Linked DNA regions of Homo sapiens: region 1 is linked to region 2. The links are chromatin loops, found by intact Hi-C in ENCODE. Cell type or tissue: CD14-positive monocyte. All regions are shown on one strand. Links, peaks and the distances in the headings refer to the core of each region. The heading gives the core; the rest is flanking DNA. Region 1 has its middle 34 kb from the start of ACTN1-DT. Region 2 overlaps DCAF5 (DDB1 and CUL4 associated factor 5).

Region 1 (17,060 bases), core at 4,300-12,299, 77 kb after region 2:
GACCTGTTGCAAGGTGGCCTCCTGTGGTAGAGTGAGCAAGGCTTGGATTGTGACTTCCCTACCCACTGGCTATGTGACCTGCACAAGCATTAAACCTCTCTAAACCTCAGTTTTCTAATCCACAGATTTTGGTTAATAACGTTTACCCCCCAGGAAACAGTTCTTAAACTTCCACCTCTTAGGACCCCTTTATTCTCTGAACAATTAAGGACCACAAAGAGTTTTTGTTTATGCCGGTTATATCCATGTATTATCCATATATTTACTATATTAGAAACATAACTGAGAAATTAAAACATATTTATTTATTTGTTTAAAAATCACAATAGGAAACCCATTACATGTTGACATAACTGTTTGTTTGTTTGTTTGAGACAGGGTCTACTCTGTAGGATCAGGTTGGAGTGCAGAGGCATGATTTCGGCTCACTGTAACCTCTGCTTCCCGGGCTAATGTGATCCTCCCACCTCAGCCTCCCAAGTAGCTGGGACTACAGGCACACACCATCACACCTGGCTAATTTTTGTATTTTTCATAGAGACAGGGTTTCACCATGTTGCCAAGGCAGGTATTGAACTCCTGAGCTCAAGTGATCCACCCGCCTCAGCCTCCCAAAGTGCTAGGATTACAGGTGTGAGCCACCACGCCCAACAACATAGTTATTTTTAATTTGTTTCTTTTCTTTTTGTAGAGATGGGGTTTCACTATGCTGTCCAGGCTGGTTTTAAACGCCTGGCCTCAAGCAATCCTCCCACATCAGCCTCCCAAAGTGCTAGGATTACAGGCATGAGCCACCACACCTGGCCTATTTTTAATTTTTAAGGTGTTATTTAGCCAGGCGTGGTGGCTCACGCCTGTAATCCTAGCACTTTGGGAGGCCGAGGCAGGCGGATTGCCTGAGCTCAGGAGTTTGAGATCAGCCTGGGCAACATGGTGAAACCCCGTCTCTACTAACAAAAAAAAATAATACAAAAAATTAGCTGGGCGTGGTGGCGGGCGCCTGTAGTCCTAGCTACTCAGGAGGCTGAGGCAGGAGTATTGCTTGCACCCAGAAGGCAGAGGTTGCAGTGAGATGAAATTGCGCCACTGCACTCCAGCCTGGGCAACAGAGCGAGACTCTGTCTCCACAAATAAATAAATAGTTATTTCTATTTTCCCAAACAAAAATATTTACCAAGAAGAATATTCCTTTACATTTTTGCAAATTTCTTTAATAGGAGATAGCTTCTCACATTTGTTCTACATTCTCACATTTGTTCTACATTCAATCTGTTGAGATATGTACTTTTAATTGAAGTATATGAAGAAAATACAACCCCATGCAAATGTACAGTTGGGAAGAGTATTTTAGTAGTTTTCTCAAATTATTATAGATACTCTTTGGCCCTACACCAAAAGTCAGTAAGTGGCAGTTTTTTAGAGTCAGTTGCCATACGAAATCTGCACCTATGTCAATAAATTTTCCATACTCTGTTACATTAAATTCCATGGGTCTGGCCAGGCACAGTGGCTCACACTTGTAGTAATCCCACCACTTTGGGAGGCCGGGGTGGGTGGATCCCTTGAGGTCAGGGGTTTGAGACCAGCCCGACCAACATGGTGAAACCCTGTCTCTACTAAAAATAAAAATAAAAAAATTAGCCAAGCATGGTGGTATGCGCCTGTAATCCCAGCTGCTTGGGAGGCTGAGGCAGGAGAATTGCTTGAACCCAGGAGGCAGAGGTTGCAGTGAGCTGAGATCACACCATTGCACTCCAGCCTGGGCAACAAAAGCAAAACTCTGTCTCAAAAAACATAAAAAATAGGCCTGGCATGGTGGCTCATGCCTGTAATCCTAGCACTTTGGGAGGCTGAGGTGGGTGGATCACGAGGTCAGGAGATCGAGACCATCCTGGCTAACACGGTGAAACCCCATCTCTACTAAACAAAATTAAAAAAAAAAAAAAAATTAGCCGGGCGTGGTGGCGGGCGCCTGTAGTCCCAGCTACTTGGGAGGCTGAGGCAGGAAAATGGCGTGAACCCGGGAGGCAGAGCTTGTAGTGAGCCTAGATTGCACCACTGCCCTCCAGCCTGGGCGACCGAACAAGACTTGGTCTCAAAAAAAAAAAAAAAAAGATAAAAAATAAAAATAAAATCTACTTTAAGTGGATCTTTTACCTATGCATGATTTTGTAACTTTTTACATTAGGCATTTGGGAAGTATTGATTTACTGAATATGCCAGTTTTCCAAAAGTTGATACATTTTATTCTCAACACAGAATAATCATATGGCTAATATTACCACCAATCTCATCAGAAAAGTCTGTCAGTACCAGGAAGCTGTCAGGCTCAACATGGTAGACACAAGTTTTCCCAAATTCTAATTTTCACTTGAAAACTCAAATTTTTCAGCTGGATACAAAAACAGAAAAAAAGAAAACTCATATTTTATTATTGGCAATAAATACTGTCAGTTGTTTTTCTTGAAGTGGCAGTCTCATTTGTTTATTTTTGAGAAAATGTCTATCCAGTATTCAAATCTGATTGATTAACCATAGTTTGTCTGCAGGCATTCTTTCAAGTAAAAATGATGTTCCATGAGAAAAGTGACTAATTTAGCTTGCAACTCAAACAATCATACATCATACAAAAGTACACGTACTCTTTCTTTTTCTTTCTTTCTTTCTTTTTTTTGAGACTGGGTCTCACTCTGTCACCCAAGCTGGGATACAGTGATGGGATTTTGGATCATTGCAACCTCTGCTTCCCAGGCTCGAGCAATCCTCCCACCTCAGCCTCTGGAGTAGCTGGGACAACGGTCATGCACCAACATGCTTGGCTACTTTTTGTATCTTTTTATATGTTGCCCAGGCCAGTCTCCAACTCCTGGACTCAAGCGATCTGCCCAACTCAGCCTCCCAAAGTGCTGGGGTTTCAGGCATGAGCCACCGCACCCAGCTCACAAGTACTTTCTCTTAAGACAACTATTGTACTTTAGAATTTGCTAGAAGTGCTTTCTGTGTATTTCTCACTTTTTTGCACAGAATGGTAAAAAGACATGGACTCAGGTGGAGATTTAATAAGATTAATAATTTTTACTGCTTTCCTAATAACATTTTTAGTGAAATGAATATTTTTCCTGCAAGTGTGGTGAAGAATGCAGCGATCATTAGTACAGTTTGGTGCCACTGCCTTGATTTCTGCTCAGTCACCAGCAGTCCTACCCACTGGCTTAGTCCATTTTTTGTTGCTATCAAACAATACTTGAGACTGAGTAATGTATAAAGAAAAGAAATTCATTTCTTAAAAGGGAGGCTGGGAAGTCAAGATTGAGAGTCCTGAATCTGCTGAGGACCTTCTTGCTGTGTCATCCCATGGCAGAAGGTGGAAGGGCAAGAAAGCACATGAGACAGAGAAAGGAAGGGCGCTGGACTCATGCCTTTATGAGGAGCCTGCTCCCACCATAACTAGCCCACCCTCGCCATAACCTCTTAAGGATCCCAACTCTTAATACTGTCACAATTGCAATTAAATTTCAACATGAGTTTTGGAGGACATGTTCAAACCATAACACCTACCATTGCTCTTGCACCATCAGTGCAAATGTCAGTACAGTGAAAAAGGTAAATAAATCTCAGTATTATAATGAAACTAGTTTTGGCCTTGTGGATCCCCTGAAAGGATCTTGGGGACCGTCGGGGTCAGCAATCTATACTTCAAGAATCACTGCCTATACAGTTACTGTGAGAATTAGATAAAATAATGTATGTAAAGCAGTTGGCATGGTACCTAGAATATTCTAAGTGCTTAATAAGTTCTAGCAACTCCATTTATTCTTCAAAATGATTTCACATATTTCATTTCCCGGTGACTTCTATGTCCTCACCACATCTAGCCCAAACTGCCTTTGTAGAATGAACTTTATACTTTTCTCTGAGCTTCTCAAAAGAAGGGCATGTATTCATAACAGAGGCCTGCCTAGTAACCAACTTATTTAAATGAATATATGAACTAGTCAAGGCAAATGTGCCAAATTCCATTTTACGGATAAAAAATGCTGTATGTCTGAGACTGCCTGACTTTTCAGTTGTAAGGTCAATGCTGTGGGCGGTGGGTGGGGTGGGGTGGAGAGGCAGGGGAGGGTTAGGGGGATGGGGTGGAGAGGCAGGGGAGGGTTAGCGGGGGTGGGGTGGAGAGGCAGGGGAGGGTTGGGGGTGGGGTGGAGAGGCAGGGGAGGGTTGTGGGGGTGGGGTGGAGAGGCAGGGGAGGTTTGCGGGGGTGGGGTAGAGAGGCAGGGGAGGGTTAGGGGTTGGGGTGGAGAGGCAGGGGAGGGTTGGGGGGGTGGGGTGGAGAGGCAGGGGAGGATTAGGCCCAAAGTGGGCATTATTGATTCTTGCATTCTATGAACATGCTGTATCATCCTTCCATTTACTTAGGTCTTTAATTTCTCTCGGCAATGTGTATACAGGTCTTGCTCGTCTTTCATTTAAATCATTTCTAGGCACTTCATGTGATTTTCAATAGATTGAAAGAATCAATATTATAAATATATCAATGTTCCTTAAATTCAATGCAATCCCTAATCAAAATCCCATCAAAACAAGCTAATTCTATTTATTTATTTATTATATTTATTTATTTATTTATTATTATTATTATTTTTATTTGAGACGGAGTTTCGCTCTTGTTGCCCAGGCTGCAGAGCAATGGCGTGATCTCAGCTCACAGAAACCTCCGCCTCCCAGGTTCAAGCGATTCTCCTGCCTCAGCGTCCCGAGTAGCTGGGATTACAGGCATGAGCCACCACGTCCAGCTAATTTTGTATTTTTAGTAGAGACGGGATTTCTCCATGTTGGTCAGGCTGGTCTCAAACGCCCAACCTCAGGTGATCTGCCCGTCTCGGCCTCCCGAAGTGCTGGGATTACAGGTGTGAGCCACCGTGCCTGGCCAAAACAAGCTAATTCTAAAATGCATAAAGGAATGCAAAGGGGCCGGGTATGGTGGCTCACGTTTGTAATCCCAATGCTTTGTGAGGCCAAAGTGAGTGGATCACTTAAGCCCAGGAGTTCAAGCCCAGCCTGGGCAACATGGCAAAACCCTGTCTCTATACAAAAATACAGAAAAAAAAAAAAAAAAAAAAAAAAAGCCAAGCATGATGGCATGTGCCTGTGGTCTGAGCTACTTACTTAGCTACTTGGTAGGCTGAGAAGGGAAGATAGTTTGAGGCTGGGAGGTTGAGGCTGCAGTGAGCCGTGATCGCACTCCATTCCACTCCAGCCTGGGCAACAGAGTTAGACCCTGTCTCAAAAACAAAAAAAACAAAAAAACAAAAAAAAGGATCTAGGGTAGCCAAAATAATCTTGGAAAAGAAGAAAAAATGTCAGGACTTACACTACCTGATTTGAAGACAATAAAACTATGATAATGAAGACAGTGTGGTACTGGGAAAGGATAAACAATGACATCAATGGGACAGGAGAGTTCAAAAACAGCACACAAAATACAATCCACTGATTTTGATGAGGATATCAAGGCAATTCAATGGGTAAAGGGCCGTTACATCAATACATTGTGCTGGAACAAGTAGTTATTCATATAGAAGAAATGAATCTTGACTTTCATCTCATACCATACACAACAATTAATTCAATTTTTTTATACACCTACACATGAAAGCTAAAACTCTAAAGCCTCTAAAAGAAAACATTAGAGACTATCTTCACAAACTTGGAGTAAGCAAAGACTGTTAAGGTAGGGACAGAAAGCTAAATAAGCACAAAAGAAAATTTCCCTCTGCTCCCAGAATCTCCCTCTGGGCTGGCAGCCCCTCCTGCACCTCCGGGTGCTAATACTTGTCCCTGATGCTCCATGCAGAGCCCCCAGCCCTGCACTCCCATCACCATGGGCTTCTGAAAGCTGAGGGTCATTGGGTAGCATTTTCACAACTTTTGCCACGATTTATTCAACATTTCCCTTTAAAGCATCTCCTTTTTTTATATATATTTATTATTTATTATTTTTTTTTTGAGATGGAGTCTCGCTGTGTCACCCAGGCTGGAGTGCAGTGGCACAATCTTGGCTCACTGCAACCTCCACCTCCCAGGTTCAAGTGATTCTCCTGCCTCAGCCTCCCAAGCATCTGGGACTACAGGCGCACGCAACCACGCCCAGCTAATTTTTGTATTTTTAGTAGAGAGGGGGTTTCACCATGCTGACCAGGATGGTCTCGATCTCTTGACCTCATGATCCACCTGCCTCAGCCTCCCAAAGTGCTGGGATTACAGGCATGAGCCACTGTGCCCAGCCTATTTATTTATTTTTGAGACAGAGTTTCACTTTTGTTGCCCAGGCTGGAGTGCAATGGTATGATCTCGGCTCACTGTAACCTCTGCCTCCTGGGTTCAAGCAGTTCTCCTGCCTCAGCCTCCCAAGTAGCTGAGATTACAGGCACACGCCACCACACCCAGCTAGTTTTTGTATTTTTAGTAGAGATGGGGTTTCACCATGTTGGTCAGGCTGGTCTCGAACTCCTGACCTCAGGTGATCCACCTGCCTCGGCCTCCCAAAGTGTAAAGCGTATCCTTTTCACTTACGTCTTGTCCTATCTATTTTAGCCCTGTCCTAAATAATCACTGCTGTGAAATTCCTAGTTTGATAGGTTTGTCATTTTTCTCCACTGCGTATTAGAATAAATTGTAACCGTAAATGTTTAAAATGTGTGAACAACCTAAAATGCTTTCATGTACTGCACTTAGGGTTTTTCCATGTTCTTGTGTAGGAATGTGTGTGAGCATGTCTGTGTGGGGGTGAGTGTGGGTATGGGGGTGAGTGTGGGTGTGGAGGTGTGAGTGGTGAGCATGTATGTGAGTGTCTGGGAATGTGCAAGTGTGTGTGCCTGAGTGTGTGGTGTGTGAGTGTAGTGTGGGATGGGGCTGGAGGAAGTCTAGGCTGACTACACAATGATGAGTCCTCGTCTGGGTGACCCACAATTCCCGGCAATGAGCCACATTCACCAGGAACCAGGCAGGGCAGAGGAAAGGCGTGTGGGGCAGAGGCCCCCACCCCCTTTTCTGCTCATTGCCCACAGGCCCTCAGAGGAGAGAAGGCTCTGTCAGTGGCCCAGGGAGTACCTGGTTACGGCCCGGCAGCCTGGTAACCATCACCAGGGACTAGGAGTACTTCTGGGAGCAGCAGGCGGGGGCAGATCCTTCACTGCTATATTTACAGGTCTGGATTTAGCACAGGACCTTGAGGCGAGGGACTGAGATCCAAAGTGTTCAATATGTTCTTCCCCCGGCAACCTTGTGCAAGGGGTATTTTTATAGGAGCTCAGAGAAGCCAGGAAAGTTCCTCAAGGCCCCACAGCTACGACATTCGGAGTGAGAGGAGGACCCAGGCCTTCTAATTCTAAGGTCAAAGCCTTTTCCAACATAGCAAGGAAGTACGGCACCTCCCAAAAGCACTGTGCCACCTGCTGCCCAGGTGTGAGAACCCAGGAAGGCGTGCCAAGTGCCACCCAATTTCATTGGTTCTTCTTGTACAGGTCTGCCTCAGTGGTCTCAGCTGAGTGGTTCTTGCGCCCATCTCCATGACCAACTGCTCAGCCAGAAACGGCTGGCCTCCCAGGCACAGGAGACCCATGAGCAGGGGTGATATTCCACAGAGCACCTGGCCTGCAAGGGCACTGACTGAACAGAACTAACTTCAGCTTGAGGAATGGGGGCAGGGTCCTGGAGGCGGGGCGGAGGGTGGTTCCTGAGGAGGCATCACAGCAGCCAGTGCACTGGGGACACTTGTGGGGCCTCAGGACGGTGGCTACTGACCAACCAGGAAGGAAGCACTTGCATATGTAAACAATCCATATTGCATACCCACACACTGTGGCTGCATGCCAGCCTTGCTCAAGAGGGCTCCTGTGTATTCACTCTTCTCAGAGGCAGAAGATGAGGAAGCTCCTTTCTCTGTCCCTCCCTCTTTTGCATTATGTGAACTGGGCCCCTTAGTGCCAGGCACAATACTGAAGATAAGAAGATAATAAAATCCAGAGCCCTGCCTGCCCCCAAGGAGCTCGGGCCTGTTTTCCCAGGAGATGTCCTCTCGATAATCTGGCCCCAGTGCTAGGCTGTCGAGGGGCCAGGTTGGTTAGTGCTGGTCAAGGGGCACACAGAGAACCCAGACCTAGTCCTGCATGCAGGCCCCCCACAGTCTTGTTTTGGGCCTCATAGTGGAAAATATACATAGGAACTAATAAGGCTAAAGAGGCTTCACATTAAAGAGAGCGGGATACATCCTGCAGCATGCAGGACCATCGCCAGCTCCGACCAGAGTGTTATTTGGGAGCCCGAGACTCCTGCATAAGGACCTGCCTTCATCTCACTTAGCCATTCCAAATGTTACTGAACACGAAATCACTCTAGGGGGGGTCATGGTTAGAGGTTTATTTTAATATATAATGGAGGCCGAGCATGGTGGCTCATGCCTGTAACCCCAGCAGTTTGGGAGGGTGAGGCAGGTGGATGACTTGAGGTCAGGAGTTCAAGACCAGCCTGGCCAACATGATGGAACCCCGTCTCTATTAAAAATACAAAAATTAGCTGGGCATGGTGGCAGGTGCCTGTGATTCCAGCTACTTGGGAGGCTGAGGCAGGAGAATCGCTTGAACCCAGGAGGTGGAGGATACGGTGAGCTAAGATCATGCCACTGCACTCCAGCCTGGGCAACAGAGTGAGTGAGACTCCATCTCAAAAAAAAAATACATATATATGTGTGTGTGTGTGTGTGTGTGTGTGTGTGTGTGTGTGTGTGTGTATGTATGTATGCATGTAATGGAGACAAACCTGTCAACTAGGAGCTTCACACCACTCTCATAGCAGCTGCTGCCCCCCACACTTGCTTATTCCATCTTTGGGTCTTTCTGCTCAGAACTCAGAGTCCCAGGGGAGGAAGCTGGAATGACAGCCCCAGCAAGACTGTGCACAAGGAGAGAAGGATTCCCCCTAAAAATCAAAGCTGGGCCCTGCTTTCAAAGGAAGGGCAGAATATAAGCTGGACCAACAAATAACAGCAAATATTCCACTGGTTTAGGAGGGAGGTGGGTGGTGCTGGGACAGGGCATGGACTTGGGGCCAAGGAGACATGGGTTAGAACCCGAGCCCTGGCACGGCTGGCACTGTGGACATACCCCACTTAAAACCCCACCAGGCTTCCACTTGCTCCTGGGGAAAAGCCTCCAATTCTTTCAAGGCTCTGCATGCTCTACCTCCAGACTCATTGCCTGGACATGAGCCATTACTTCTCTCTACAGAGCTTTCCCCCTTCCCTTCCTCTGTGTATACTTAACACCTCCTCAGCCTTCAGGCCTCACTCACAGCCTCATCAGCCTGGTTGCCTAAATATATATATGAAGAGAGAGAGATTGAGATTTTGATTTTAAGGAATTGGCTCATGTGATTGTGGGGGCTGGCAAGTCCCAAATCTATTGGGCAGGTCGGCAGACTGGAAATTCAGCTAAGAGTGAAGTTGCAATCTTGAGCTCAAAATCCACAGGGCAGCAGGCTGGAAACCCAGGCAAGGGTTTGATGTTGCAATCTTGAGGCAGAATTTCTTCTGAAACCTCAGCCTGTGTTCTTAAGCCCTTCAACTGATTGAATGAGGCCCACCCACATCATGGAGGGTAATCTGCTTTACTGAAAGCCTACTGACTGTAAAAGTTAACCACATATAGCCCAGGCACGATGGCTCACACCTGTAATCCCAGCACTTTGGGAGGCTGAGGCAGGCAGATCACTTGAGGTCACGAGTTCAAGACCAGCCTGGCCAACATGGTAAAACTCTGTCTCTACTGAAAATACAAAAATTAGCTGGGCATGGTGGCACATGCCTGTAGTCCCAGCTACTCGGGAGGCTGAGGCAGGAGGATCACCTGAACCTGGGAGGCGGAGGTTATAGTGAGAAGAGATTCTACCACTGCACTCCAGCCTGGGTGACAGAGCTAGACTCCTCAAAAAAAAAAAAAAAAATTTAACCGCATATAAAGAATACCTTCATAGCACCATCTAGGCTAGTATTTGACCGAACCACTAGGCTAGTATTTGACCAAACCACTAGGTACCACAGTCTAGCCAAGGTGACAGGTAGAACTAACCATCACACCTTCCCTGGCTTCTGGGGAAGATGGGCACCTCATCTGCTCCCCCGTCCTTACTTACATGCTATTCTGGGGGCTGTGTTCCCTTCTTCATAGAACTATGGCACTTTGTACTATTTATCTGTTTATCTTTGTTGTTCTCCCGATTTTCCACTGAGCTTCCATTAAAATAATTAAGTAGAAGGTCATTAGACTGAGGTGGTTTTAAAGTCCTAGGTTCTTATGTAAGTAAACTGAATCCTAATTCAAAATTAAAGAGAAAATTGGCCCAGTGCAGTGGCTCACACCTACACCTTGGGAGGCTGAGGTGGGTGGATCACTTGAGCTCAGGAGTTTGAGACCAGCCTGGGCAACATGGTAGAACCCCACCTCTACCAAAAATACAAAAATTAGCTGGGCATGGTGGTGCATGCCTGTGGTTCCAGCCATTTGGGGGGCTGAGGCAGGAGGGTCGCTGGAGTCCAGGAAGTCAAGGCTACAGTAAGCCACGATCTCACCACTGCACTCCAGCCTGGGTAACAGAGTGAGACCCTTACTCAAAAAATAAAATAATGAAAATGTTTAAAAAGATAAAAAAAATTAAAAATAAAATAAAACCGTCCAGGTGTGGTGGCTCACACCTATAATTCCAGCACTTTGGGAGTCTGAGGCAGGCAGATGGTTGAGCCCAGGAGTTCAAGATCAGCCTGGGTAACATGGCAAAACCCTGGCTCTACAAAAAATAAAAAAAATTACCCAGGCATGGTGGTGTGCACCTGTAGTCCCAGCTACTCAGAAGGCTGAGGTGGGAGGATCACTTGAGCCCAAGAGGCGAAGGTTGCAGTGAGCTGTGATCGTGCCACTGCACTCTAGCCTGGGTAACAGAGTGAGATCCTGTCTCAAAAACCAAACAAAACAAAACAAAAAAAAAGAAAAGAACAAGAAAATGAAACTTAAGTTCAGCCAATCACAGGTGGCCAACTGGGTGTATATTATATCATCTCGAAATTCCCATAGGATAGTCTGAATAAGGCAATTGCTCAAACATTAACCAGTCAAATAATTTTTTTGCTCTCTTCTGCATTCACCCTATAAAAGCCTTCCCCTTGTACCCCATTGGCAGAGCCCCAAGCCTGCTTTGAAGTCTCTGTTTTAGGGCTGGGTGCAGTGACTCATGCCTGTAATCCCAGCACTTTGGGAGGCTGAGGCAGGCAGATCACCTGAGGTCAGGAGTTTGAAACCAGCTTGGTTAACATGCTGAAACCCTGTCTCTACCAAAAATACAAAAATTGGCCAGGTGTGGTGGCTGGCGCCTGCAATCCCAGCTACTTGGGAGGCTGAGGCATGAGAATCACTTGAACTTGGGAGGTGGAGGTTGCAGTGAGCTGAGATTGTTCCACTGCACTGCAGCCTGGGCAACAGAGGGAGACTTCATCTCAAACAAACAAACAAACAAAAAAAGTCTATTTTAAAATCACCCTATAAAACCCTCTGTTTTAGAGATGCCCAATTCATGAGTTGCTATTTGCTCAAATAAACTCTTTAACATTTTAATGTGCTTCAGTTTACCTTTTAACATTCCTAAGGTGTGAATTTGTGTTATGTATTCTTAAGTCTTCAGATGCTTATTTAAACTGAAGATTTAGGTGTTTCTTTAGTTTTGATCAATTCTCAGCCATTTTCTCTTTAAATATTGCTCCTTCCTCATTTCTTCTTTGATCTCATTTTTCCCTCTATGTCTCTTAGCCACAATTGCTTCCATACTGTTCTTGCTGTGCTGCTGAGAGGGTGATTTTTTTCAGAGGCATCACCCAGTTTGCTAAGCGTGTCTTTAGCTCCATCTTGTTCTGCTGTTTAATCCATTAATTTTAATAAATAATCCTTTTTTTTTTTTTTTTTTGAGACGGAGTCTTGCTCTTGTCGCCTGGGCTGGAGTACAATGGGGCAATCTTGGCTCACCGCAACCTCCGCCTCCCGGGTTCAAGCAATTCTCCTGCCTCAGCCTCCAGAGTAGCTGGGATTACCATGCCTGGCTAATTTTTTTGTATTTTTTTAGTAGAGAGGGGTTTCACCATGTTGGCCAGGCTGGTTTCAAATTCCTGACCTCAAGTGATCTGCCCACCTTGGCCTCCCAAAGTGCTGGGTAAAATTACAGTCATGAGCTACTGCACCCAGCCCTAAATAATTTTTAAAGCTGTATTTTTCATTTCTAGAACTTTGTTTGATTTGTTTCCCAACATTTTTTAATATTATCTTGTTTCTTATTATTATTTCTTTTCTATTTAAAAATTCTCTAGAATTATTTAACCTATTTATTTTATAACTTCAGGTTTCTCTACTACTCCTGCTTCTTAGGGGATGAATTCTGATTGGTTTGGTTTGGTTTGGCTTTGGTTTTGTATTTACTGATTATCTCTTATGGTGGTTTGTTTCCCTGTGTGATTTGTAATTTTCAATTGGGAAACTCATTTCCAGTGGAAGGTTGTTTTTGCTGTGGAATGCCTGTGAGGCTGGGTTGTGAAAATGTACAGAGTACCTTGGGTTTTGCTTCTGTCAGGGCCCTAGGTTCTGGACTAACTTTTTTTTTTTTTTTTTTTTTTTTTTTTTTGAGACAGAGTCTCCGGTCATCCAGGCCAGAGTGCAGTGGCATGGTCTTGGCTCACTGCAACCTCCACCTCCTGGGTGAGGTTGATTCTCCTTGCCTCAGCCTCCCGAGTAACTGGGATTACAGGGGCACACCACTACCTTTGGCTAATTTTTGTACTTTTAGTAGAAAAGGGGTTTCACCATGTTGGCCAGACTGATCTCGAACTTCTGGCCTTAAATGATCCGCCTGCCTCAGCTACCCGAAGTGCTGGGATTACAGGCGTAAGCCACCGCACCCGGCCTCTGGACTAACTTTTAGATTAACTTTTTGGCATAGGAATCCTGGGACCAGTGGCATGCCAAAGCAGGGGATGAGGCGGGAGCAGTCCATCTCTCTCCTCCAAGTGAGGGAGGCCTGGCCTTTCCATCTTTCACGTGAACTTTTCTCCCACCCAAGACTTCTACAGTGAGAAAACTGTTGCTCCTTCTGCAGGCCCAGTTGGTAGTTTTTCCAGCCTTTCTTTTCTGTGACTGGGATACTCCTCAAGGCTCCAAGCTGTATTCAGCTGGATCAGTTCCAACTCTCCTGCCTCAAACAGCCTGGGGCTGCCTCCTGTTTTTGAAGGGGCTTTAGAACTCTGGGCTCTAGGCCTTAGGGCCTATATCTAGTCAAAACCTCACAAACCGGAGGCTTAGCTCTCACTCCATTTTCTGGCTTTGAGTTCTTGGAACTATTTCTGGAATCTGGGGTTTTCCTTTCTCTTGAGCTCAGCTTTGTATGTTCAAGTGTTTTTCTTGTATTTTATACAGCATTTTTATAGTAATGAGAGAGGGGCTGTCTGAAACAGTGCAATCTGGCATGTTGCCAAAAACCTTCTGCTGCATTGACCTGTGATTATTCAAGGAATATAGTCCTCTCCACTAGACCATAAACCCCATGAGGCAGGGGCTTTGTTGACTTTGCTGAATTCCCAGCTTCTAAAAAGGACCAAGCACATGGCAAGGGATATATATATATATATATATATATATATATATATATATATATATAGACAGTGTCTCACTATGTTGCCCAAGCTGGTCTCGAACTGCTGGGCTCAACTGATCCTCTTGCCTTGGCCTCCAAAGTGCTGGGATTACAGATGTGAGCCGCTGCACCTGGCCCCTCAATAAATATTTTTGAATAATGAACAAAGATACTCCCTCTAGGGGCATTAATACCTAAATCTTAGGGATGTTGGGAGAATTTAACAAGAGAATATGTAATATGCTTGCTATATGGTGGCAACTCAGGAAAGGTAGCCATCACCATAATTTGTCTGTTAAGGCAAAAGCTTGAATGATAGTTTCCCTGCAATTCAGCTCCCACCCTCACCTCAGACAGTAGTCCTGGCCCAGGATGGCAGGCAGGTTCTGTGGGTGTGGCCTCTTGCCACTTCCCAAAGTACCAGGTCAGCCCTTCCACCAGAACAGCCACAGCACTGTGGTTTTATTTTTATTTTTTTGAGATGAAGTCTTGCTCCGATACCCAGGCTGGAGTGCAGTGGCTCAATCTTGGCTCACTGCAACCTCTGCCTCCTAGGTTCAAGTGATTCTCCTGCCTTAGCCTCTAGAGTAGCTGGGATTACAGGCACCTGTAACCACATCTGGCTAATTTTTGTATTTTTAGTAGAGACAGGGTTTCACTATGTTGGCCAGGCTGGTCTCGAACTCCTGACTTCAGGTGATCCGCCCGCTTTGGCCGCCTCCCAAAGTGCTGGAATTATAGGTGTGAGGCACCGCGCCTGGCCTGGAAACAGAATTTGAACACTGATTTGTGTGTGTGTGTGTGTGTGTGTGTGTGTGTTGTAATATCTCCTTGGACATATTAGAAGGATAACCCATTAAGGACTATAATAATAATATATATTAAATGCCTATTGTGTCGGACACCCTCTTTAGTTTAATGCTATTCATTAACTGCTAGGTGGGTACCATCCCCCACTTTGTAAATGAGGAAATTGAGTCTGAGTGATCGTAAGTAACTTACCCAAGGTCCTGTAGCTGATAGGTCAAGGGCTAAACTCCTCTAACTCCCAAGCCCAGTCTCCTGCTGCCAAAGGATTTTCTTTCCTGTGAATGAGAAATTCTCTTGGAGCCCTGGTTCCCAACTTTGACTGCTTGCTGGACTCTCCTGGGAAGCTTTACAAAATCCTGATGCTTGAGTCCTACCCCCAGAGATTTTTATTTAATGGGAAATCAGGATTTTCTGAAGTTCCCTAGGTGATTTTAACAGGCATCCAAGGCTGAGCGCCACTGGCTTAGTGGGTTCCAAATCCCACATCCACCAAGGTCCTTGACTGTAAATGTCACCTGGCCTGACCATCCCCACGACTGGAAAGAAGACCAGAAAAGTCCAGGACAGGAGCCCACCTCAAAGTCCAAGGTCCGTAACTGGTGCCTGTAACTGCTTGCCCAGAGCCAAACTGGGAAATAGGCACCAATAATAGTAACAACATAATGGTGACAATAATGATAGCCAGGGTTCAAACAGTATTTCAATAATGTACTTATTGTGACGTAGCAGGCGCCTTGCGTACTTTACCTCATTTGTTTCTCACAGCAATGCTATGAGTGAGGTGCAATGAATCTCTCCATTTACAGATGAGAACACTGAGGCACAGGCAGGTGAAGTGGCCAGCCCAGGGCCACTCAGCGAGGCTGGGCAGGTTGTGTTCTGGACCACTGGCTTTTCTATGCTGCCTCTCCAACCCCGGGCTGCCTCTAACTTTGCAGTCCCTGGGTCCCCTCAGAACTCTCCCGCTACTCACAGCCCTAGCACTTGATTTGCTGAGGGCCTGCCCCGAACTGGGGAGGTGGGGGTGAGCAATAAATGTGGATAAGGGGCCTGGCCTGGCCCCTCCACTGGATCTCACAGTCTGGCAGGGGTGATAAGGCCAGAGTAGGTGGAATGAGACACAGAGGATGGGTGGAGGGCGGAGGTGGTGGGATTCACCCTCAGCCACCAATTGATGGAGAGATCCTAACCCTTGGTCAGCAGGCTTCTAAGACACCCCTGCCACCGTATCCCTTGAGGCCAATGCCTGAGGCTGGATCCCTGAGCCCTCTTTCTGCCCCCGCACAGTTCCTGGAGGAGGACCATGTCATGGTTAGGACACACGTGGGTTCAAGACCAGACACCTCAACTCTGCAGACCTGGTTTCCTCACCTATGACATCCCTCCTCGCAGGTTTGCTGGAAAGATTGAACCAGCTGGACACAGCCAGTGCCTGGAGTCGGCCTAGCATAGTGTGGGTACAGCCCTTCTCTCATCCTCACCCTGCACTCCTCCCAGCGCCCAGCCTGGCTGCCCAGCCACTTCCCAGCACCAGCTTTCCATGTGGGAATGGAAACTCTGAGAGGGACCACGTCTCTTTGTATTTCCCCAGACTGAATTGTTCACAGCTGGCAGCATGGCTGAATGACTCACCCCTCCCGGAAGGATGCCTGTGTCAACCCAGCAGCTTCATTCAGGTCAATGCTTATTCCCTGAGCACCCGGTAAGTCCGTGGCTCTCATCCCTGGCAGCACACCAGAATCAGGGGGTTTGGAAGTGGGTGAAGCCACAAGGCAAGGAAGAGGCAGTGGAATCAGGATCTCTGGGGTGAGGCCCAGGCATCTGCATTTCTTACACAGTCTCTTTCATAAGGTCAGCAGAGGGTCTTCGGTGTAAGACCAGGGTGTTTGCTTAATATACAGAGTTCAGGCACACGCCCACACCAAGTGAATCAGACTCTGGGGATGGGTTGTACAACCTGTTTGAACCCCTTTCCCTGCAGGATTTCTTTCTTTTTTCACAGAAAGGTTTAGAAACTTCCCTACTTAGAAGAAACCAGTGTGAGGAATAAATGAGCCCAGCTGCCGAAGGACGTACCCTTGGGATGAGAGGATGGCCAGGAGCTGGAGGAGGCAAGGGCTGAGGGCCGGGAGGATGAAGATGAATCTCAGCTGAGGGAGAGACCAATCTGGGCTAGGGAAGGTGAGGCTGGGAGGTCTCTTGGAAGAGGCAGCTACATTCCTCTCATTCCTTAAAGGTGAATTTCTGAGGGTAGAATTTCAAGGGGGCGAATGGAAAGGACAGGAGCAGTATCTATCTATATCTATCAATCTATTATCTATCGGTCTATCATCTTCCCCCAATCCCCTCCCAGTGTTAACCAGCTCACCCTGTGGCAGCAGGAGCCTCTAGAGCTGGGTGTGTTGGAGGTTGGTGTGTTAGACTGCTCGGGTTTCCACAACAAGATACCAGAGACTGGATGACTTGAACACCAGAAATCGATTTCTCATAGTTCTGGAGGCTGGAAGTTTAGGATGCCAGCAAGGCAGCTT
Region 2 (8,000 bases), core at 1-8,000:
ACCTGTATCACAATTAACTGGTGTTGCTGGTTAAATTCAGATACCTGGGCCCACTTCCCAGATTGAATTAGAATATTGTGGGGGACAGGGGGTGGGAATCCTGAGAATCTACATTTTTTAAAGTCCTAGATGATTTTTCATGCATCTTACACTTGAAGCCAGAATCTTTGACATCATCTTTGTATCTTGACTATGAGGGCAGACTGCTTCCAAGCTTTGCCTTCCCGGCAAACCAGATCATCCTTATCATTCTCAGCAGGAGTGGCCAGCTGTAGACCCCTGCTGATAAATTACAGTTAATGTAACTTACTTTCTGGATTTCAGGTGTCATTTCATCCCTCTGGAAGGAATAGAATTTTGTGACAAAACATGAAGTTTTCAGTGTTGGTGGCTGCTGCTCTTTAAATAGCACCCCTAAGCATTCTAGGAGTGAGATTCCTTTGTACTTTCTTTGTGTGAGAGGTCAGAGTTCCCTGCCCAGAAGCATAGGCAAGAGAAAAGTTAGTTACTATCCTGGAGCCCACAACCAAATTCCTATAGTGTGATCAGACTGCAGATGGTGGGTCAGGGAGCTTGGGTGGGGTTGGGATGGCCCACATGCCTGTCCTGGGCAGACTCCTCTACAGGCCTGACTAGAATGGGCAGAGGAAGTTCCTGTTAACAGATGGAAAGGGTGTTTGCCAGAGGCCCTAGCTTTCCTCTCAAGGATGCCTGAGCTGCTGCAAACCCCTGCTGCTATGGGTGGTGAGGCTGGCCAAGTCTCTTTCTGTTGACTCTTGTTTCCAACCCCCAACTCCTAGTCAGTCCTACAAATGCTGGTTTATTTGCACACTCCATACTGATGTTGGATTGAAAGCCTCTCATTGTTTTTGAGTTCAGTGTTTAGATAACACCACATGCCTGTCGCAGCCACAGCACCCTGTAAAGGAAATGCCTGGTCTCTAACAATCCTGTCATTCATTTTCTGTATGCAAGAGAGTGTGGCCTGTGTTTAGGACCATTATAAGGGCATTTCTCTGCAGGGATTACTACTTGGGGCCTGCAGGGATACCAGGCCCCTCCTTGATGTCTGGAATTCTAGGGAGGGTTTTCTAAGTCTTCCCTCTTTACTTTCATTCCAATCCTAAAAGGATTACAGGTTGTTTTGCCCAAGGCTTGTTTCCACACATAGCTGCACTACCAGAGCATTCCTTCCTTTGGTGAGAAGACTGCTTTGGGGGACACAGGACTGACTGGGGCTGGTGTTGGTACAGGCTGTTTTTGTGACCAAGCTAGGTTGGCAGCTGCCTTTGTACTGTGGTTTCAGGGCTTCCCTTCCCATAGGATAGGATAGCTCTTTTCTTGTCCACTTAATTTTCCCCACCATTCTCTTGGCAAAAAAAGAAAATGTGTTATCTTCCTTCAATATTAACTCTCTTCTGGTAATATATAGCTCTTTTTTCACTTGGTACAATGCGATTAAAACTTCTTTAAAATGTTTCAGATAAATCTGTTAGGCTCTAATTTAGGCATCTTGAGGCCCTTTTCAGGTCTGTGATTCTCCAGAATTTATAAACTTTTTTCTCTAAAACTACTGGGATCACTACCTATCCATGACAATAATGTCTGCATGAGACAGAGTGAGTTCTGATGTGGCACTTGTGTCTACAGTGTCCCCAACATATATACTTCACTTTCCTGCCAGTAATTCAGTGCTCCAAAAATTAACCCAACATACAAAATAAAACTTGGTTTTGACATGGACTATGAGCAGTCATCCCTCTGTAATAAAATAGTGATCTTTACTGCCTGAAAGATCACACTTACCACCCCCAACAACCTTTAAAAATTAGTACTGTATATACTTGTTAATGTTCATGGCCATCCTGGTTCACTATAATGTTGAAAGTACCTTCTGAGTCATCAAAAGAAATTATTTAGAACCATACTGTGTGAAACTTTTTAAAAAATGTGAATCTTATGAAACTGCAGAAGAATATTAGGTGAACCAGAACATAGTACTCTTTAGTGAAACTAGATAAATGAAGTTCTATATATTAACCAAAGTATATTTTAAAGCTACATATAAACTTGTGGGGAATTGTAAAGGAAAACAAGTCATTTTCCTTTTCTAATTGTTGCACTGCTTGCTCTGCATTTAAATTTAAGAATTGTCTTTAATACTTATTATCATGCTATATAGAATATAAAAATTCTTTGTGAACAGATTAAAAATTCAAAATTAAGTAATGAAATGATTATGATTGACAAATTATCGATTATAAACAAGTTTCTATTGTTCAATTTTTTGAGATGGAGTCTTGTTCTCTCACCCAGGCTGGAGTGCAGTGGCGTGACCATGGCTCACTGCAGCTTCAACCCCCTAGGCTCAAGTGGCGCTCCCTCCTCAGCCTCCTGAGCAGCTGGGACTACAGGCACATGCCACCATGCCTGGCTAATTTTTTAATTTTTTTGTAGAGACAAAGTCTCATTATGTTGCCAGGGCTGGTCTCAAACTCTTGGGCTCAAGTGATCCTCCTGCCTCAGACTCCCAAAGTGCTGGGATTAAAGGCCTGAACCACTGCACCCGGCCTATTGTTTTTACTGATGGTTCTTGTATCTCTAATATGAAGGATGACTATATTGCTTAAACACTGTCCATGACTACCCAGTTAGAGTGGATACAACCCACTTCTCAGGGTCTTGACGAGTATGCTTTTGGTTGTGCAGTTAGCTTGGGTAAAGAAAATCATTATTTTAATATGTCTCTTCTTTCAAGATGTTTTTGTTATCCTTTTCTTGTAACTTTACTGGTAATTCATCTTTTGGAGACTGAGCAAGAGAACTGACAATTGAAGTAACTTGTTTTAAAGTAACGAAGGAAGCGTTGCTACCCTCATTATTCTAGCCACTGCACAGAAATATCCTTTTGCTGAAATTCAGCTATGCAAGCTTGACAGGAGGTCATAGGCAAACATGTGTTTTTCAGACTCTTGTTTAGCCTATCTCATGCCTGATTCCTGTGCCTTGTGCCTTCCAGTTCTCTCCTGCGCTATGGTGGAAACCTGTCCCTCCAAAGTGCCATGAGTGTACGATTCAACAGCAACGGGACCCAGCTCCTGGCCCTGAGGCGACGCCTGCCCCCTGTGCTCTATGACATCCATTCCCGCCTGCCTGTGTTTCAGTTTGACAATCAGGGTTACTTCAACTCATGCACCATGAAAAGCTGCTGTTTTGCAGGAGATCGTGACCAGGTAAATGCTGTCTGCCTCCTGCATCTCACACTTATGCTTTTCTTTCTGATTGTTCTTTCTATACTGGTCTTTATTTCTCATTACCATTATGTCAGGTAGAAACAATTAAGGGGAAACAGTGAGTGCCTGGAGATGTTCTGACTTAATAATAGTGAGTTTCTTTATCAAGGCTGTCAATGGGTAAATACAAGGCACACACCATAAACCAAGGCTGGCCACGATATGGTTCTGAGCCACCTAGCTCTGCCAAGTTTGTGAACAGATTTTAAGATTCTAAGAATGTGCCATTTCAGAAGAAAGGAGAGGGAATCCATGGAAAATTAGCCTGCTGGTGAGAGAGACATTAAAAAAAAGAAACCAATAAAACACAATGATGAATGAAACACCCTAAGTACCATCCAAGAGACATGTATCTTGAATGGCCTCTTGGGATGCCATCTTTTTCTTGGATGAAATGGGGTAAGCAGCTTTGTTTGAGAGGGAGCCAGATGCTGACTCTTTTTCTTTTTACTGCCAGCATCACAACTGGAAATGGAGAGCCCAAGCTGTGAGTTTCCAGCCTTTTCTGAGTCTCACCAGGAATGGAGATGCTGATGTTGACTTAAAGCTGGCAGTTTAAGAATATACTTGGCCTTCTTGCACCTTTCTGTCTTAACCATAGAAGTTCTGAAGTGTCAGTGACCAGTTGGGCTAATCTGGGTCACCAAGCCGAGGAAAGACAAATGGGAAGAAAGACAAATCTAAGGAAAGACTGATCAAATAAACAAATAGAATTTTTTATTCTCAAGCACAACAAATCTTATTGCTATTTCACATATAGATTGGGAAAAAGAAAAACCTTAGTCTCTCGCTAATGTTTAGTGTTCTTATCTTTGGGTCAACTATGTCAAATTTTGACTTAAAATTCTTATATGCTGTACCCCACCTCTTTAGAGTTATTTTTGGCATAAAAGAAATATAAAAGAGGCATAAAAGAAAAATTTCTTTGAGAAACTGGCAAGACCTCGCTTTTTGAAGTAAAAGCTAGGATTTTTCTCCTTAGATGGGGGTTGCTAGAGGCTTCCTAATGTCATAGTTTAAGGATTAGTAGATGTAATAGGAGCCGAATAAATGCCTGTTGAATTGTCTTGCGTGTAGATAGATGAGAATGTTCTTTTAAGTTTTCTGAACTAGAGATTTCCTCTCTTATAAATAGAGACTATATATCCAAATTCAGAATTTATACTCATGTTGGAGTCTTAGGGCCTACTTAGCTGAGATCCATACTGGAGACCACTAGGTGGCCTCAGTGATGTCTCCTTGGGGTGCCCACAGTACCTGAATGACTTAATTTGTATATACCTGTATGGCACTGCAGGGAATTTGTTTCTTGGGTGGGAAGAAACAGTTTCTATAGGCGATCAGACTCTCAATAGAACAGATATACAGAATGGTTGATTTAGCTTTGTCTGGCTGTGGAAATGACAATCAAGTCTCTCCCTCTCTTCCTTTTTTCCTTCTTTCTTTGCTTTTGTTGATTTCCTATCCTTTGTCAACTTCTTATGCATGTAATTCTTGTTTTGTTGAATAATAGAGCATGCAGTGAAGGTGATATTAATAGTTTACTAGGCTTTATTTCCAGAAACCAGAGGCTGAGGGAAAGGTGATTTTCTTCAGGTTGTGTTTAGCAACAAAGCCTATCTTCATGGACCTTAGAAGACCCAGAACAAAGACCTCTAGCCAACATGTAAGCACCTAGACCATGGTTTCCCATCCTTATCATTGTTAACATTTTGGCTAGATAGTTCTTTGTTGTGTGGAGCTGTCCTATGCATTATAAGATGGTTAGCAGTATCCCTAGCCTCTTCCTACTAGAAGCCGGTAATATCATCCTAAGTTATCCTCCAGGCAACCAAAAATGTCTCCAGACATTGTCCCCTGGGGGGAAAATTGCCCCTGGTTGAGAACCTGTGATCCGGATTATAATTACCCATTTTGCTCAGATGCATTGGGGCAGGTATTGTCATAGGCAGAGCCACAGAAGGTATTTTGTGATAGTCCTAGGTATATACATCAAAGATATCATTGTTTCTGTCTTTCAGTTTATATATAATTATAAAAGTATTGAATGGCTTTTGATTTTTCTCTATTTAGATTTGACTAATTTATTATTTGTGACTTGTCCTATGGGAAGAGTTTTATGGGTATTTTATTCTCTCTGACAGACAAGACTTCTTTTTGGCTGGGGTAAGTGGTTTTCCTTGAAAGAAGATGCAAAGTCATTGAATCTAACTTTGGGTCAGTTAACAGAGTTAAAGTCTTAAAAGTCTGTTCATATTCCTGAAATAGTTAGAGGTATATAAAATACAGAGATTTATATTTGGCTTTTTTGTTGACTCCTTAGGGACTAAGAAATGTAGCTAATTCATCATTGTCTTGTCTCCAAATCCTGGCACACAGTGAGAACACAATAAAAATTTGTTGAAGTAAATCTTGAGTACGTTGGTCAATGTGTGGTATTTAGCTTTGTGGGCCTAAGTCTTCTCTAACTGTAAATCAGGATTGATAAGTATGATTTTTCCTGTTCAACTTCCAGAGGCCTGGAAGGATGGATGAATTAAATAATTCATCCAATTAGGAGGATGAATTAAATAATGGATTTATAGTGGAACTAATCTACTGAACTTATAGTTTTTTTTAAGTGTGCACAAGAAGTCAGACTTACTGTCCCAGTCCTAGAACATGTCTCAAAGGTGATTTATAGGCTCTGACTTTCCACACTCAAGGCAGCAGTTGTCACAGTTACAGTGTGACCTGCAGGACTGACATGTATATTCTTTGATGAGTCTAGACAGAATCTTTTTTTCTGCTTTCAGTTTCCATAGCCTGCCTTTTCCTTATATTGGGCTTTATATTTGACCTCATTCCTGTGTGCTCTGAGAACACCCACAGCCTGAGGCTCTGTGTTCTGGAACTTTTCATTTAGTCATAGGCTGGGTAACCATCCCAGACAGGAATCTGAGAATTTCCGTAATAGGAATGAACATGGATGAGAAAAGCAGTAAGAGATCCTATTTATCTGAGACAGTCATCTGGCTTTTAATTATGAGATTATTCAGTCCATACAGATGGACCCAGATATTCTTCAGAGTACGTGTACTTCTTTTTAAACTATCCTAGGTTCACTAGGTAATTCATTAGCCTCAAAATAAAATTAACATTTCAAGAAATTAGACTTGGGGAATAAAGTGTGAAATATCTGAACCTCCTTTGTGTCTCCCTCATGCTCATTGCCACCACTGTAGATGAATTCTAATTATAGAGCTATTAGAGATCATTTTATACAAACCTTTTCTTTCACAGATGAGTAAACTGAGTCTCAGAGAGGTCACAAGTCACAACACATACAAGTTTGTAGGCAAACCAGGGCTAGAACCCAGATTTTTGGGCTCTCAATAGAGACCCCTTTTCACTGTACAAATGATCACAACTTGTTGCGGACAGGAGCAAGACAGGCAGCAAAAATAAGTGGATTGGGCTAGGAGTAAACATTAAGGAGTGGTGGGGATTGTGGAGAGCCCACATCCCATCTAAATGGGCCAGCTTCTGTACAGCTTTAGCCCGTTGTTGTCAGGGCCTCCGATTTTTTTCAAGAGAGGACAGAAATAAAGATTTTTATGTAAGGTCTCTTGGTTTTAAAATATTACAACAAATTCATACTTTATTGTATAGATGAAACAAATCTGTGCACCATACCTATTCTGCTCTGGATCCACCAGTTTGAAACCTCTGTGCTTCATTCAGCAAGATGTTTTTTCTCATGTTTAGTGCCATGGTCTGTCACTAACTCATGGAGACAAGTTCCTTTTTCCTGCTTCCTGCTGAAGGCTTCCTAACTTCATGTCTTTTTCCTTCCTCCATCTTTTAAAATAAGAGAGCATATATTTACTGAGCATTTACTGTATGCCTGATGCTGTGATAGATACATTCACATAACATTGCCAGATGGTACCCTCTTTGAGATTTGCACTCAAAGCCCTTTATACAATCTGTCTTCCCCCCTTTTGGCTACAAATACATAGTTTGTTTCTTTCTAGTATATTATAATTATTCAAGTTTGATAACTTCTAGCATCAGATCAGGTGACAAAAGTGACATCAGGTTGGCTGGGTATCAACAGAAGCAATTAGCCTTAACTAAAGGCTTACACTTTTTTACTTTTTTTGTTTAAAGCAAGCCTACCTTCTAGTCTTGCAATATAGTGCGGACTCTGGCAGTAAAACAGCATTCCTTTCCTTGGAGGCTACCTGAGCCCAAAGGTTCTTCTTGCTTTCACTTCCTACTTGGATTTTTGTTTTGTTTTCTCCCTGAAGCCTGACTGGGTACATTCTGTCTTCTAAGCTTCATACACTTCTCTACATACTCAGTGAGCGAGTCTCTTAATAGGGTTAAAAAAGAATGCCAGTATTCTACCTGCTGGCTTTTCTGGCATGCACATATAAGACAGCACTTGGCTCTTGTTCCTTCTCTTTCACAATTCCTTAAATGGCTCTTGTCCTAGATTGTGAGTCCAATAGAATGGCTCAGGCTTCTGGTAAGCAAGTCTTTCAGTCTAGCAAGCATGTTTGCCTCGAACTGGATAGTCTGATCATTTAAAGTATTTCTTGCTTTAGTCTCATATGATGCCTGGTCTAATAGTCCCTACATCTTGCTGAAAGTAGGATGTACACAAAAGGAGAAAGTATAAGATTTTCTTGAAAAGGCTGAGCACTGGCGTACCTGAGCACT

The links. A loop is a pair of places that touch in the nucleus more often than their neighbours do. Peaks named below come from ENCODE experiments on the same cell type or tissue, not always from the same donor. Only the 100,000 strongest peaks of a DNase experiment are listed, where the experiment ranks them.
Region 1: it touches region 2 in a loop (2.0-fold over the local background); 7 of 110 quality-filtered maps call a loop at or near these places.

Annotation. Positions count from the first base shown.
Region 1 is chr14:69,004,976-69,022,035 of GRCh38, reverse strand. No RefSeq gene overlaps it. Among named protein-coding and RNA genes, the nearest start is that of ACTN1-DT, 34 kb to the right of the region's middle. RefSeq lists enhancers at 6,840-7,802, 15,968-17,060. In CD14-positive monocyte, for the core only: no CTCF peak of the experiment used is centred there; a DNase peak (open chromatin) is centred at 7,855; H3K4me3 peaks cover 1,233 bases; H3K27ac peaks cover 3,784 bases.
Region 2 is chr14:69,086,907-69,094,906 of GRCh38, reverse strand. DCAF5 (DDB1 and CUL4 associated factor 5) reads left to right here. Exons shown (of 9, transcript NM_003861.3): 6 at 3,020-3,233. Among named protein-coding and RNA genes, the nearest start is that of DCAF5, 62 kb to the left of the region's middle. RefSeq lists a silencer at 741-1,035. In CD14-positive monocyte, for the core only: CTCF peaks have their summits at 4,339 and 4,559 (motif pointing right); no DNase peak of the experiment used is centred there.